2 separate regions of the Homo sapiens genome follow, and region 2 is linked to region 1. A link is an interaction called in ENCODE POLR2A ChIA-PET data of the cell type or tissue named here. Cell type or tissue: HepG2. All regions are shown on one strand. Links, peaks and the distances in the headings refer to the core of each region. The heading gives the core; the rest is flanking DNA. Region 1 overlaps LOC105376449 (a long non-coding RNA gene). Region 2 has its middle 41 kb from the start of COMMD3.

Evidence for each region. Peaks named below come from ENCODE experiments on the same cell type or tissue, not always from the same donor. Only the 100,000 strongest peaks of a DNase experiment are listed, where the experiment ranks them.
Region 2: POLR2A ChIA-PET joins it to region 1 with 5 read pairs; 4 of 35 experiments call an interaction of 5 or more read pairs at or near these places.

Annotation. Positions count from the first base shown.
Region 1 is chr10:22,445,996-22,448,920 of GRCh38, reverse strand. It overlaps LOC105376449 (a long non-coding RNA gene), which reads right to left. Exons shown (of 4, transcript XR_001747392.2): 2 at 1-196. Among named protein-coding and RNA genes, the nearest start is that of LINC03027, 9.5 kb to the right of the region's middle. In HepG2, for the core only: no CTCF peak of the experiment used is centred there; a DNase peak (open chromatin) is centred at 1,670.
Region 2 is chr10:22,273,618-22,276,542 of GRCh38, reverse strand. No RefSeq gene overlaps it. Among named protein-coding and RNA genes, the nearest start is that of COMMD3, 41 kb to the left of the region's middle. In HepG2, for the core only: no CTCF peak of the experiment used is centred there; no DNase peak of the experiment used is centred there.

The DNA of each region.
Region 1 (2,925 bases), core at 131-2,630:
TGGCCACATCAGAAAAATGTTCCTTCATGACCATAGGAATCAGGCAGGTGCCCATGGCCTGGGAAAGGGGTGCAGAGAGTCATCTGGTTGTGTTTTTCTCTCCAAAAATTCTGTCCTCTAAAACCATCAGGTGTTTTGACTTGATCCCAGGATTCTAGGAATTTTCTTCCACGGGTTGTTAGTTTCTCCACTTGTTCTGCAGCAAGACCACAGAGTAAAACCCAAAATGCATAAACTTTTCTGGTTAATTTATCATTTTCCAAATTTAAATCTCATTTTTTTCAACCTTGACCCCAGTCTTTGGCATCATTCCTTTTCTCCCGTTTCTTTGTGTAGTTTGAAGCCTGCAAATGTGTTCTCAAACATTTTTCTTAAATGATTACTCAATAATCATAGATGGTCAGTCCCAAAGGTGAGTTTAAAATATGTTGGCAAAGAGCTTTCAACTCCTGTCCTGAGCTGACACTTGGATGATTTGCTGAGATTTTCTAACAAACATTTATTAAATATCCACTTTAGTTAAGGAGTTGTGAAGTCCCCAAAGATTAATAGAAGGCTGCTCTTAAGGGGCTCACACAGGCTCGCATCTATGATCCCAGCACTTGGGAAGGCTGAGGCAGAAAGATCTCTTGAGCCCAGGAGTTCAAGACCAGCCTGGACAAGATGGAAAAACCCAATCTCTACAAAAAATTTTTAAAAAATTAGCTGGGTGTGGTGGCACACACCTGTAGTACCAGCTCTTTGGGAGGCTGAGGTGGGAGGATCGCTTGAGCCTAGGAATTTGAGGCAGCAGTGAGCTGTGCTGGTGCCACTGCACTCCAGCCTGAGTGACAAAGCAAGGCCCCACCTCTTAAAAAAAGAAGGGAGTGGGGTGTTCACAGTCTTGAAGAGAAAACGATTAATCAGAGTACAAGGAGGGAAAGAGTATAAACCAGGGTAATAGGCATCCAACTCCCTGCTCCCCCTGCTTACAAGCTGTGTGACCTTGGGCAAGTGTCTTATTTTCTCTGAGCCCTTCTTCACTATTTCGTGCAAAATGGAAATAGTAAAATTCTTCGTGACTGTGTATCAGGTGGGTTAAATGAAGCAACACCTGAAAAGCACTTAGCACATTAGCTGACAGAGTAGCCATTCAATAAAGCTTGGGTCTTAACCTTCTACACCTGCTTCCCAGTTATACAGCAACACACACATAGACATACGCCTGAAAAACTCAGATATATTTAGAACTAGGAAATATTTTTAATTAATCTAAAAACTTAAAACTTTTACATATGATACTGCTATTTCAACTAAACACTCATTTAATGACCACCATCAGTTACAAGGATCAATGGATTCAGAACATCCATACTCTTGGGGGTGGGTCAGGGGAGGCAGGGTACTGAGCCCGCATCCTCAGACTCCACTGGGCGAGTCCAAAAAAGAAACACAAGTTTTGACACACAATCTTTAGGTTTTGGAAAATATTTATCATAAAAAACAAAGGCAATGTTAAATTGAAGATACAAATGATAAAACATTTAATATTCTTTCTAAGTAACCCATGTTGTGTAAAATGATTCAGCGAAGCTTTTTTTTTTTTTTTTTCCAAAAGCACTGCCCATGTCAGTATCACCATACCTTGTTAAACCACACTGATAAGCACCCTTGGAAACCCACTGTTTAACTTACAGAACTTTGGACTTTGTGGAAGTGAACAAACTTCAAAATCTACTTATTGCTGACATTGTTGGTGATGGTGCTTAGAAACCGTTTCTCCAAATTTGCTTTGCACCTAAGAACTGCCTGCAATGAGTAATAATATTAAAATAAAGTAGCTTGCTAATTGATAGGTTATTATGTAGACATCACTTTGAAAAACACATGTTCCTAAATGGATTTACTTGTTTTTTTCTAAATGATGTCCCTTTGGGGAATATTTTAGCATATATATAAATACATTTTAAAAATTGCATATAACCATACATTAAACTTAAAAACTTTTTCACATTGAGGTGAGGAGTAATCATTTTAACTGTTATTAAAATACTATCAGAAAATGATTATTTTTGTTTTTAAACAACACAATAAAAATTTCAAGCATACATAACAATATTTATATAGTGACTCTTTGTATGCCGATCACTCAGCTGCAACAACTACCAATCCCAAGGCCAACCTTGCCTCATTCACACTCTTGTCCATTTCCTCCCTCCCTCATTATTTTGAAGCAAAATCCAGATATTATATCATTTCACCTGTAAATGTTTCATTACTTAACACTAAAATATAATGGCTACTCTCTTGTCAAAATAAGTATAACATCATCATCATCATGCTTAAAATAACTAAGTCTTTCATGTTATCAAATATCCAGTCAATGTTTAAATTTCTCATTGTCTCATAATGTCATAATTTACTTTCTTAAAAACCAGATCCAAATATAGTACATGCTTTGCAACTGATTGTTATGTCTTCTAAGTCTCTTTTTAATTATAGGCCATCTTCCATCTCTCTCTTTTTTTCCCTCTTTGTAATTTATTTTTCAGAAAACTGGGTTGTTTGTCCTAAAGAGTTTCCCCTCTTCGGGTTTTGCTGATTGCATTTTGGGGTGATGTTTTACATCTTTCTCTGCACTCTATTTTCTGCAAATTGATAGTTGGAAGCTTTATACATATGTAAGATTTTTAAGGGTTTTTTCTTTGGCTTTTATCTCCTTTCATTCATTCAACTTTTACTGAATACCTACTATGTGTCTGTTACTGTGGGTTGCTATGAAAACAAAAATGCCTCAGAAGCTTAGCTATGAGTGAAGGAAATGCATGCAAACAGAATTATAATCATTGTGTTTGGAGTTGAAGTTTAAAATAGCTGCTAAAATAGCCCTGAGAGGCAGAAACTAGCTTGCCTGGAGTTAAGGGAGCCTTCACTGATGAAGTGATT
Region 2 (2,925 bases), core at 171-2,670, 170 kb after region 1:
CCTCTGTGTCGTTTTTCAGTGAATTCCTCCTGTGGCTATCGAAATGTAACTTCTCCCACTCCCAAGAAGAACCTTCAATCCTATCCCGTTAGACTCCTCACTGCATGGGAGTGAGCCCTGTTAACTCCCACTCCTGTTATTTTGTTTTTTCTCTTCCTCCAGCTGATACCACCTTTTTGCTCTAAGTTTCTTGTGGAAATCCTATTCATCTCTTAAGTGCCTACTTGAAATTCACCCTCTCCTTGTAATTTTATGGTAGAACATTGGCACTTATTAATTGCTTTCTTTCTGAAACTGCATTTATAATTTACAATGCTTTTCGTAACTTAATTTCATTTAAAATGATCTCTGCTGTTTAATTGTTTGTACCTAACTAAATTATAAGCTGTTTGAATTCAGGAATATATATTTATATACTGATATTTAATTATGGTTAGTTATAGTTACATAATCACCAAATAGCAGCCTAGTCAAGGGCTGGGTACATAATAGATATTCAGTAGGTACTTATTGATGGATGGATTGGTTGGGTGCAGAAGTATATTCTTTAACTCTGAGTGAAATATAAACTAATTTGTTTTTAAAATTTTGTTTAGGTAACATATACATCTAATTTTATTTTTCATATCATTTTGAAATGAACTGAATGCCTATTGTCTACCTATATCACTCAATTTTATTTTTATTTTTATTTTTATTTATTTATTTATTTTAAGACAGAGTCTCACTCTGTCACCCAGGCTGGAGTCCAGAGGCACGATCTTGGCTCACTGCACCCTCCACCTCCTGGGTTCAAATGATTCTCGTGCCTCAGCCTCCTGAGTAGCTGGGTTTACAGGCGCCTGCCACCACCCCGGCTAATTTTTGTGTGTTCAGTAGAAATAGGGTTTCACCATGTTGGCCAGGCTGGTCTCTAACTCTGGACCTCAGGTTATCTCCCCGCCTCGGCCTCCCGAAGTGCTGGGGTTATAGGCGTGAGCCACTGCACCTGGCCAATTTTAAAGTGATTTCTGGGGATATGATCCCTCTGCAATGAAAATAAAAACAAAACCATACTTTGATAACTCTTTCTTGAAAATTCACTTAACATACAAAATCAGCTTAAAATTAGAAATTGAAGACAATTTGATAAACTTAATTTTACACTATTTAGAAAAGCCTGGTAATCCGCTTTTGTCAGAAATGAAGCCTTTTTTGAATTATAGATTTTGTCAACATATTTTATTGAATAATAATGTCAAGTTTTTTAGAAAATAAAACCAGATAAATTATGAAGAAGGCTATGCAAGACTCAATTACAATGTAAAGAAATGCATCTTCACTAAGACAGTTTCTCTCAGTGCTAAGTTGATAAATATTGATGGGTAGCAATCCTTTGGAGACTACTGTATGCTGCAAGCATAGGTGCTCCTGAATAAAATACTTACAGAGTCCAAGAAGTTTATCTGAAGTGTAAAAACACTATTTATTTATTTATTTATTTTTGAGCAGGGTCTCGCTCCCGTCACTCAGGTCGGAGTGCAATGGCATGATCACAGCTCACTGCAACCTTGACCTCCAGGGGCTCAAGTGATCCTCCCATTTCAGCTTCCCCACTAGCTGGGACTACAGGCACGTGCCACCATGTCCAGCTATTTTTTTTTTTTTTGGTATTTTTTTAGAGATGAGATTTGGCCATGTTGCCCATGCTGGTCTTGAACTCCTGGGCTCAAGCCATCCACCTGCCTCAGCCTCCCAAAGTGCTGGGATTACAGGCATGAGCCACCATGCCCAGCCTAAAAACATTTTTATGTGGAATCTAATTTATATGTAAGAAATAGTTATAAGCCCTTTTAATAGATAATTGAAAGGTGAAAATAGGCCAGATGAAACAGCCTGGACAGAAACCTCGTCTCTACTAAAAATATAAAAATTAGCTGGGTGTGTTGATGGGTGCCTGTAATCCCAGCTACGTGGGAGGCCGAGGCAGGAGAATTGCTTGAACCTGGGAGGCAGAGGCTGTAGTGAGCCGAGATTACGACACTGCACTCCAGCCTGGGCGATAGAGTGAGAATCCATCTCAAAAAAAAAAAAAAAAAAGAAAGGTGAAAGTGAAAATACATTTATGGTAACAATTATAGCAAACTCAAAACTCACAAGATGTAAATTAATGAGGCTTCACATGACTGGATATTAACAGCAATAAAAGTGTTCAACATGTAATTCTTTTTGTTTTTCCAAATAGTATTGTAAAACTTTCATAGCTTTTATACAAGATGACTATCTAATTAGGTGACATAAGGAAGAGAATATTTTCCTTTCCTGTGAAAGTCAAAACTAAGTCTAAATTTCTATTATCATCATAAAAATATTATTATAAAAATGGCAAATTTTTATCAGCCTGGAAAAGCCTTAGTTCAGGTTTGATTTCTGGAGCTCACAGATGAAGCTGGAAAAGCTTACCGTGTTCTAGGTGCAGCATTAGGTTCTGGAGTTGCAACATGTTTATAACATTTACAATACTGTTAAGAATTTCACAATTGGAAAAAATTATGCTAACAAATTTTCTGCAATAGGAAAAAGAAAAGAATTATTTTTTTGACTTTAGGATTCATGGGTTAAACTTACATGTCAGTTGATAATAATGACTAACTGATTAATTAGAAAAAATTCAGAAGCGTGTATAATTTTCACCTTATAATAAATCAAGAGCTGGCTGGGCGCAGTGGCTCACGCCTGTATTCCCAGCACTTTGGAAGGCCAAGGCGGGCAGATCATGAGGTCAGGAGATCGAGACCATCCTGGCCAAAAAGGTGAAACCCCGTCTCTACTAAAAATACAAAAATTAGCTAGGCGTGGCGGCACATGCCTGTAATCCCAGCTACTTGGGAGGCAGAGGCGGGAGAATCGCTTCAACCAAGGAGTTGGAGGTTGCAGTGAGCTGAG